Regions from separate parts of the Homo sapiens genome. Here region 1 is linked to region 2. The links are chromatin loops, found by intact Hi-C in ENCODE. Cell type or tissue: Caco-2. All regions are shown on one strand. Each heading gives the region's core, and the rest is flanking DNA. Links, peaks and the distances in the headings are about the cores only. Region 1 overlaps FOXO1 (forkhead box O1). Region 2 overlaps FOXO1 (forkhead box O1).

The links. Peaks named below come from ENCODE experiments on the same cell type or tissue, not always from the same donor. Only the 100,000 strongest peaks of a DNase experiment are listed, where the experiment ranks them.
Region 1: it touches region 2 in a loop (5-fold over the local background); 12 of 110 quality-filtered maps call a loop at or near these places.

The regions. Positions count from the first base shown.
Region 1 is chr13:40,582,350-40,587,729 of GRCh38, forward strand. All of the region lies in intron 1 of FOXO1 (forkhead box O1), which reads right to left. Among named protein-coding and RNA genes, the nearest start is that of FOXO1, 82 kb to the right of the region's middle. In Caco-2, for the core only: no CTCF peak of the experiment used is centred there; DNase peaks (open chromatin) are centred at 3,142 and 3,692; H3K4me3 peaks cover 166 bases.
Region 2 is chr13:40,643,183-40,648,562 of GRCh38, forward strand. The region is part of intron 1 of FOXO1 (forkhead box O1); the gene reads right to left. Among named protein-coding and RNA genes, the nearest start is that of FOXO1, 21 kb to the right of the region's middle. In Caco-2, for the core only: no CTCF peak of the experiment used is centred there; no DNase peak of the experiment used is centred there.

The DNA of each region.
Region 1 (5,380 bases), core at 271-5,270, 61 kb before region 2:
TGATCAGGGTGGTGGTAGCTAAAAGCTGGGATCGCTTTGGTAATTTCTTAAAACAACACAATTAAATTTGCCTGATTGATTGACTCTTTCTTTCACGAAAAATTTCTCTGTAGCATGTGATGCTGTTTGATAGCATTTTACTCACAGCAGAACTTCTTTCAAAATTAGAGTCAATCCTCTCAAACCCTGCCACCGCTTTATGTAATATTCTAAAGCCTTTACTGTCATTTCAACCATGTTCATTCACAGCATCTTCACCAGAAGTAGATTCCATCTCAAGAAACCACTCTCTTTGCTCATCCGTAAGAAGCAAGTCCTCATGAGTTCAAGTTTTATCATGAGATTGCTGCAATTCAATCACATCTTCAGGCTCCACTTCTAATTCTAGTTCTTTTGATGTTTTCACCACATCTGCATCTACTTCCTCTTCTGAAATCTTGAACCCCTCCCAGGTCATCCATGAAGACTGGAATCAGCTTCTTCCAAATTTCTATTAATATTGCTATTATGACCTCCTCCCATGAACCACAAATTTCTTAATGGCATCTACAATGCTAAATCCTTTCTTGAAGATTTTTAATTTTACTTTGCCCAGATCCATCAGAGGAATCACTATGGCAACTTGGGCCTTAATAAAATATATTTCTTAAATAATAAGACTTGAAAGTCAAAATTATTTCTTGACCCATGGGCTGCAGAACAGATGTTGTGTTAGCAGACAAGAAAACACCACTAATCTGCTTGTACATCTCCATCAAAGCTCTTGTGTGAGGAGGTACATTATCATTGAGCAGTTTAATATTTTGAATCTTTCATCCTGAGCAGTAGGTCTCAACTGTGGGCTTAAAATATTCAGTAAGCCATGCTGTAAACAGATGTGCTGTCGCTCAGGCTTTGTTGTTCCATTTACAGAGCACAGATAGAGTTGATTTAGCATACTTCTTAAGGGCACTAGAATTTTCTGAATGGTCCATGAGCATTGGCTTCAACTTCAAGCCACCAGCTGCATTACCCCCCTAATAAGAGAATCACAACCTGTTCTTTGAAGCTTGGCATTAACTTCTCCTCTCTAGCTATGAAAGTCCTAGATGGCATCTTCTTCCAATAGAATGCCACTTCATCTACATTGAAAATCTGTTGTTTAGTGTGGCCACCTTCATCAATGGTCTTATCTACATCTTCTGGATAACTTGCTGCTCCTTCACTTTGTACTTTCATGTTATGGAGATGGCTTCTTTCCTTACACCTCATGAACCAACAACCTCTGCTAGTTTCAAACTTTTCTTCTGCAGCTTCCTCACCTCCCTCAACCTTCACAGAATTTAAGAGTTACGGCCTTGCTCTGAACATGGCTTTGGCTTAAAGGAATGTTGTGACTGTTTTGATCTTCTATACAAACCACTAAAACTTTCTCCAGATCAGCAATAAGGCTGTTTTGCTTTCTTATAATTTGTGTTCACTGGAATGGCATTTTTAATTTCCTTCAAGAACTTTCCCTTTGCATTCACAACTTGGCTGACTGGCATAAGAGGCCTAGCTTTTGGACAATCTGGGCTTTATACATGCCTTCCTCACTAAGCTGAATCATTTCTAGCCTTTGATTTACAGTGAGTGAGATCAGATGGTGTGACTCTTCCTTTTATTTGAACATGTAGAAGCCATTGTGGGGGTTTTAATGGCCTAATCTCAATATTGTTTTGTCTCAGGGATAGGGAACCCTGAAGAGGGGGAGACAGATGGGGAATGGCAGGTTGGTGGAGCAGTGAGAACAAACATTTATCAGTTAAGTTTGCAGTCTTATATGGGTATTAGAATTTTTTTTAATAAAAAGCTCCTCAAGTGAGTCTAATTCCACTCTCTAAAACTCATCCCTTGAGAAAGGCTGAATAACAATCCACATATACCTCCAAGGCAGAGAGACCTTGCTCACCCATCTCAAAACTGCCCCCACTCACCTACCTAGTCAGTACCTGAAATGTAAATATTATTTGGGGCTGGGCATGGTGGCTCACACCTGTAATCCTAGCACTTTGGGAGGTCAAGGTAGGCATATGGCTTGAGCCCAGGAGTTCAAGACCAGCCTGGGCAACATGGAGAAATTCTATCTCCACAAAAAATGCAAAAAAAAAAAAAAAAAAAAAAAAAAAAAAAAGCCAGATGCAGTGGCACGTGTCTATAGTCCTAGCTATTCAGGAGGCTGAGGTAGGAGGATCACCTGAGCCCGGGTAGGTTGAGGCTGCAGTGAGCTGTGATTGTGCCACTGCACTCCAGCCAGGGGGGCAAAGTGAGACCCCATCTCAAACAAACATTATATATATATTTGGATATTATTTGGATGAATCTACAGAGACAATAAGATTTCTTGTCCTGCTATTAATCAGCCCAATAACCAAGCACATAAATTCCCCTTTCCTGAAGGCAACCGAATAAGCGAGTAGTTATCCCTCCAGTCTAATGGTCCGACTCTTCTAGGAAGCTTCGGATGTTATGATTCACTAGGTATGAAGCGCAGCTTGGCAATCTATTAAAGCAGTCATGGTACTGGAGCCAGGTTTGGGAACACCTGAACTACTTTCATGTGTAAGATTCTTTTCAGTTCTACTATTCTAAGAAAATAAGGTAACTATGTTATTCCAGGTAGATTCTGATTTAACAAGAGGAAGATGAAGTCCCAGAATATTCTTAACAAGTATCTTATATGACAGGCAAGTATGAGAAACACTATGTTAGTGGTACTTTTGGTCATTAACACCAAATAATAAAAGGCAATTCATTAGATATTTATGAAAGGATGTCTAAAAAACACAACTGTAATCTTACGGATAAAAAGCCAGTTGGTTCTGGGATCAAATTTTAAGTCATCATTGTTTTTCAGAAAGAAAAACAGAAGCAAGAGTTAAGAGAATAAGGAATGTCAACCTCACCTTGCAATTTCCTGGAATTTTCCTCCCCCGCTTTCCCCTTTAGTATGTAAGTATTTCCTCTGCGCGCGCGCACACACACACACACACACACACACACACAGCCAACTTCACAATGGAGTTTTGAAAAGATTACTGCTCCATATGCCAACAGGCAAGTCAGGGACTCAGTGGAAAGGACACTATTCCAGAGCACAGCCTTCTCCCAGCCAGATCACACCAGCTTCAGCTGTTCCAGCTCTGCAGAGAAAGGGTAATCACTTCTTATCAAACATTGATAACACCTAAAATTCCTTTACAGTTCTGACTTCAGGGTGGAAGTGCAATTCGTATTTGCCCTGAAGACATGAAAAGTGGAATGCGCTTTCATGAGATGAAAGCTTCTGCGGAAATAATTGATTCAGGTGAGCCCTACTCAGGTTAATCTCAAAAGAAAGAAGCAAGAAACCTCATCCAGGAAAGTGGACCCAGCAGCTGCCCATTTTCAAGGGTTGTATACAAAAGCTAAACGACAAGATGTCCAGATGGATGAAAAACCCTATCCTAGCTAGTCTGTGCCAGCAAGACTTAAAAAACAAACGGTGTCTTTTGGGTCTGTTTGATTTAGTACGTAAGTTTAACTAGTTCCATGTTTGAGACCAATCCAGAGAGGGGCTACTTAAAAACTGGCTCAGCCCAAATCATTGTGTGTTCAAGTGACTGACCTGTGAACTCCCTCCTCATTTCCCATATATGGCCAATTCTCCATATATGGATTCATCTACCTGTTTCCCCTAACTTCAAGGCTGCTGCCATGACACAAAGGTCTTGAAAGAATGTGGGAAAGCCCTCAGGCTAAAACTCTGGATCACAATCCATAAAATAGTGAAACCAATTGAGAGGATTGTGGCTAGCATTTCTGTAAATAATAACAAAACAGTCTTACATAAATGGCTAAGCACAGTACTATTTTGTAAAACTCTTCTATCATTGTGTGCATATGTGCACTGAGTCATACTGTAAAATGGATTTCTCACTATGCATCAAGATGGGAAGAAACTGAGAAAGCCACAGAAACAGAAGGAAACATACTACTTCCTACAGGATATGCTTTCTCTCTCTAAGAAGGGCTTAATAACAAAAGCCCAATAAAATGGTGGCACAGTCCCATCCCCGGGTTTCCAGGGAGACCCCAATCCCATCAAGAACACCTACTCCTCACAGGCAACAGAGGCACCCCCTTGTGAAGCTGTTCAGCAGCCTGCACAGAAGATATGACTCTTGCAGTCTGGAATAAAAGGCACCAAATGGGAAATAGTGTGTAGGGATAAAAGGTACCAAATGGGAAATAGTGTGTAGTATCAGTTTTGACAATTTTTGTAACCAAGTAACTTTTGAGCAAGTTACTCATTTCTCATTTGCTTATCAACAGAATGATCATGGAATGCTAAACCTCTACAGGGTGCAATCTTAAGGAAATGTTACTACTTAAACCTTTTACCTGCACAAGACTGCCCCTCTGTCTTTCCTCTCTGATGGGTACGGAAGTTACTGACATGCAAAGTCAGCACAAGGGAACCGTGGCTCAGGCAAACGAGGAAAAATGAATTTAGATTATGTTTACAGCCAAGGAAAGGAGACACGTTGAACAATCCTCTACTGGAAACATTGCTAAAGTGTTTTTAAACTGAAGATTATACCACCACTTAAGATATTTTTTGTCTGCTATTTTACCCAGCATATTACAAAACTGCATCTAGGACTGAAATAGCAGATTGCCTCAAGAGCAAATGACAATATTTGTACCAGAAATGTTGGCAACCAGCAGCACAGATGGGTTTCTGCACAGCAATCTTCAAACTGGGACTCCAAGAATAACTCCACCTACTGCACCAATGTTAAATTGCTGAATCCAAAGTCAGAAGGGCTCATTATTCCATATTTTTCCACCACCTTCTTCCCAAAGGCACGTGTACCTGCCTGACCTCCTCTGCCTGAGAAGGGCTCAGAACAAAGTAAAAAAAAAAAAAAAAAAAGTGGGAGTGGGCAGGGCGGAGCAGGAGACCACAATAAGAAGCAAATACGAACAGATAGTGAAAGATTGATTATCCGTGAAAGGAAGGAAAACAAAAATGACTGGAAAGTCCAGATAAGCCAAACAGCTATTTACATGACTAGTTTTAAACTTCCCCTTCAAATACAAATAAGAAAAAATAAAGATTTATCTTAATTTCATCTCCTCTCCAAGGCTGGGTACCCTTGCTTGAGGAGTCAAATAAAAACTTATTTTTGCTAAAAGACTCAAGGACAGAGAGAGAAGCTGCCATTAACCATGTTGATTACTAGGATGGCCCCAAAGACAGTCCATCTATACCTAAAGCACGGCTCAAGTGCTTGGAGAAAATCTTTGTTGCTTCTTCCACATCTGCTCTTCCTGCCTGCCAACTGAGATGCACTGTTCTCCCTCCATTCCTCTGCAT
Region 2 (5,380 bases), core at 86-5,085:
AATACAAAAATTAGCCAGGTGTGATGGCAGGCACCTGTAATCCCAGCTACTCAGGACACTGAGGTGGGAGAATTGCTTGAACCCGGGAGGCAGATGATGCAGTGAGTCAAGATCGCTCCACTGTACTCCAGCCTGGGTGACAAAGTGAGACTCCGTCTCAAAAAGAAAAAAAAAAAAAAAAGAAAAGAAGATACATATGTATAACTTACCCGTATTTATACACTCCAAATACAACCCACTGCAAACTCTGGGTGTATTTCCTCCCGAGTACAGCTATACAGTAGAGCCTAAGATACTTCACATAATTGAAATCAGTTGATATACAATTTTATATTCCACTTTCTCATGCTGCCAGGTTATTTCCCCATCCCATCAGAAGTTCTTCCAAAGCACAAAAACAATATAAGTCTGCCAGAGCACCCTTATCAAACTTGCTACACAATTACTAGGAATGCTAGGAAAGATAGGTCTAAAGGTTTTGATTCTTTCTTTGGTTCTGATCTTATGTTTTTATGTAAAAATATTCCATATAATCCTAATGTCCGTAATTTAAAAAAAAAAGAAAAAGAAAACCCCAGAATCTCAGGTGTGCTAAGCTTTAAGTCCAAGTATTTTGGCTAATGCTATTGCTGTATAATACAGCATAATTACACAGCTCCTTCCTTTGAGCACCTCAACTTGTCCTACAAGTACTTCCCAGCAGTATCATTATCCCCATTTTACAGATGACGATGCTAGTACCGCAGTGATGTGACTTGTCTAAATAGGAATTATCTGGTTACCAATGCAGAAACAGAACCAAAAACTCCTAATATTTACTGCAAAATTACAGATCTAAGTTAGGCTCATGAGTGCATTATAAAGAGCAAATGCTAGAGGGAATTCTGATCATTCTGACGTGACCCCAACGTGAGTTTTGGAATACTGTAGTGATCTAAAGACATCCTCCCAGGGCATGCCAGTAAATATATCTAACCAGCACCTTTTGTCCAGTGATCTCGAAGCAAGTTTTGCAGACACTAGCACTGGATGGCCCATTATCATGCTCCAAAATTACAGGTGGGAAAACTGAGACAAAGGAAATTGAAACACATGTCCCCAACAATCTGCGATTAGCACAGGACTAGACTCCTCCTCTCACCTCACCGCACCCCAAGGGGAGCCAAGTAGGCAAAGCTTCCATGTGGACTGACAAGGAGAGTGAGGACTTTACTGCCTCTAACAGAAAGGAAAAATTTACTAGGAGAGAAAAGTAGGGTGGGAGAATGAAAGGAGGACCGATTAGAAGCCAGAGATAGAGTAAAAGCCAAATCTAACCAGAGCCAGAGAAAAAAAATCACAATGTTAAGACCTGCACGTGAGTCCGGTGGGATATACCAGGTCACACATACAATGATGGCTCAGGAACTTCTAAAGTGTTTTTCAGGAGCTTAGAGGCCTTGGTATTGGACATCCCAGTTATACAATTCCCGGTTTGATTGGGTCAAACCTCTAAACTCTCAACATATAAAATGTCTTTGGGATTATTCACCCAAAACACAGAGAATGGCAGTATTCTCTCCCATCCTCATTCAAGCACAAAAGCGAAACCACCCTGAGAATTTAACTCCTTTTACTAATGTTAAGAGACTTCTCCATCCAGTCCATGGTCTCATATTCTCTAAGCCAGAAGTTAAAATTAAGAACTTCAGAATGTGAAGGCAGCCAACACTACTCATCTCAAAGTTACTAATCTTAGCATTCAACACAGATGAGGCAGGAAGGCTGCAGAATTTGCTAAACCAGACTAAACCAGACTACTGCTGGCGACAGAGTCGAGACAACACTGAAAACACAAAGGCATTTAGCTCAATGACAACAGCTGGTGACATGCACATCTAGAATACTGAAATGGCTATGACTTCTTACCTCACACCTTGGTATTTCTGCATGAGTTTGTAGTTCTCTCCTCCCAAAAGTCAAATATGAGTTAATGACATGTCACAGTAGGAAAAGGATTGGGTAGGTGCAGTTTCAGTGGAAATTTACATCTATATATCCAGACTATCAGCTGCCAGAAAAACTGTTTCCCTCCCCTTCCCTGCTCATTTTAAAGGTCCTATTTACCAGAACACTATGAAGGTAGTAAAACTATGGTAAGACAAACACATACTTACATATTTTCAGTTTAAAAGGTGAAAGTACACAGAGGTAACTTCCATTTAGCTCACTCCCCTAAGTCATTCTCCTTGTGGATTTCCTCTTTACAGGCCTTAAGGTGACTTGCATCATGTTCACGCCCAGGGTGAAGTGTATCATCACCACCTGCAAATATTTCTAAATGGGATCAGTTCTATTAATAACAATGACTATTTCTAAAGGCAGTAATAAGTAAAACAGGGTTGTTGTAGCAAACTTAAAACTCACACCAGCAACCAGCAATGACCTTTAAAGAAACTTTTCATCTAATTAAAGTTAGAGAAATTTATTCAAGTCAAATATTTTAAATGAGGGGGCCGAAAATGAGAAGGAAAGCAAAGAAGAGATGAAAAACTAGGGAAGGGGAGTAGGAAGTGATCAAAAAGTACTCATTTTTAATATCAGCCATTTAGATGTGCACCCTCAAAAGTCATGGCACTGGCCGGGTGCAGTGGCTGACACCTGTAATCCCAGCACTTTGGGAGGCCAAGGCAGCTGGAGTTTGAGACCAGCCTGACAAACATGGAGAAATCCTGTCTCTACTAAAAATACAAAACTAGCCGGGCATGGTGGCGCTTGCTGTAATCCCAGCTACTCCGGTGAGGCTGAGGCAGGAGAATTGCTTGAACCCAAGAGGCAGAGGTTGTGATGAGCCTAGATCACGCCACTGCACTCTAGCCTGGGCAACAAGAGGGAAACTCCGTCTCAAAAAAAAAAAAAAAAGTCATGGCACTCTCCATTTAGTGAATAATTGAGAACAGAACAGATAGACTCCCCACAATCTACAATTTTAATTAGTCTATGATGGATATCAGCCTTAGATGGGAAATAAAAAAATTAATGAACAAAAAGCAAGCCTATTAATTGATTATTTGAGGGGTGTGAAGGAATTGTGGTTTTCTTTTTTAAAGCAAAAGTTGACTTCTGTGACCTTTTTTTTTTTTTTTTTGAGATGGAGTCTCGCTCTGTCATCCAGGCTGGAGTGCTAATTTTTGTATTTTTACTAGAGATGGGGTTTCACCATATTGGCCAGGCTGGTCTCAAACTCCTGACTTTGTGATCTGCCCACCTCAGCCTCCCAAAGTGCTGGGATTACAAGTGTTGGTGCCGTGAGCTGCGCCCAGCCAACTACTGTGACTTCTAAAAGGTGAATATTATAAAATTCTAGCTTAACCAATTTCCCTCCGCTTCATCGAATTTTGGACATTTGAACTTCATAACAATTCATTTTTGTTTTGTTTCGTTTTGTTTTGAGACGGAGTCTGGCTCTGTCTCCAGGGTGGAGTGCAGTGGCGCAATCTCAGCTCACTACAACCACCGCCTCCCGGGTTAATGAGATTCCCCTGCTTCAGCCTCCCAAGTAGCCGGGATTACAGACATGTGCCACCACGCCCAGCTAATTTTTTGTATTTTAGTAAAGACAGGGTTTCACCATGTCGGCCAGGGTGGTCTCGATCTCCTGACCTCAAGTGATCCACCTGCCTCAGCCTCCCAAAATGCTGGGATTACAGGCGTGAGCCACCGCGCCCGGCCTGAACTTCGTAACAATTCAAAAGGGATGTTGGGGCCCAGGACACACTACCCCAAAATATGACTGTAGGAGATCAGAATATGCCACCCCAAAATATACTTCCTTGGCATATTTTGAGCTGGTTATTCTGTGAAACTGCAGACACCAGAGTAGACAAGAAAAGCTGTCCTTTTGTAAAAGAAATTTGCATCCATAAAGGAAGTCTACATTAGTAAAGTATCTGTACTAGGATTAGGACTGCTCCAGACAACTTTTATTACCTGAGAGACTTTATCCCCAAGAGCAAGACAATCTTTATTCACCATATAATTCTTCCCCTCATCCTCCTTTAACTTGTGTGGCCACCACCCCACCAAAAACCTCAAACCCTAATTCTTTTCTTAGCTCAGTATACAATATAAGCTTCAATCATGCAACCTGCATTACATTTTGTGGGACTCTTGTGCAAACATAAGTATAAATAAAATGACATTTTCTCCTGTTAGAGTCTACCATGTGTCAATTTATTTATTTCTTCCCCTCCCCTGCCCAGAGATGGAATCTTGCTCTGTCACCTAGGCGGGAGTGCAGTGGCGTGATCTCAGCTCACTGCAGCCTCCACTTCCTGGGTTCAAGCAATTCTCATGCCTTAGCCTCCCAAATAGCTGGGATTACAGCCGTGCACCACCACATCTGGCTAGTTTTTGTATTTTTAGTGGAGATGGAGTTTCACCATGTTGGTCAGGCTGCACTCCAACTCCTGAGCTCAAGTGAGCCACCAGCCTCAGCGTCCCAGAGTGCTAGGATCACAGGCATGAGCCACCGCGCCCAGCTATCTAGTGTCAATTTAAATCATGGCCCAGCCCAAAGAACCTAGAAGGATGGGGGGAAGCCATTTTTCCCTGCTATATAGCTTCTGGTGCCCAATGTGGAGCATCCTTCACTGGCTGGAACACTACTAGCTCCAGGACTGTTCCAGCTGCAGGATCCTGAGACCCTGACAAAACGCCAGCTGTAGCTAAGACTTTTTACCACATTGGGCTCCCACATCTATGCCTGCAGAGTCTGGTCAAAGCAAGAGTGGTAAGAGTCTCTTTGTCTTTTCCCCTTTATCTGTATAATCCCCATTAACTTATAGCTGAGGATGCTCTATAAGTTTCAATCATCTGACTCTTCTTCGAGTCACCAGTGCATAAGAAAATACAATTTTTTTTTTATCTTGTTAGTCTGCCTTATGTCAATTTAATTATTGGCTCAGTCAAAGAACCTACAGTAGAGGAAAGCCATATTGTGTTCCCCTACAGGGATAATTATTGATGGAGGTGCTGATTACATTCAGGAAACAGAAGCACACTCATAAACTTTTAGTTGGTAGCAACAGAACACTCCCTTCCTCAGGTCAAAATACACACCGGCTAAGAGTTCCCTTTTGTAGCTCTTCCCAACTGTTGATACTCTGTACTGATAATACTAGTAAAGGCATCACAAAAAGTTCTTTCCACCATGTATACTTAGATGCAAAACAGTTCAAAAACCCAAAAATGTCAAACTAGTCAAAAAATAAATCCAAATTAAAAAATGCAAAAACTAAATATGATTGTTAGCATTTTCTTATTATTGTGCACTATTTTCATAGGCTCAGGCTTCCATAAAAAGCATGTGCATTCAACTATACACAGCAGAAATAAAATC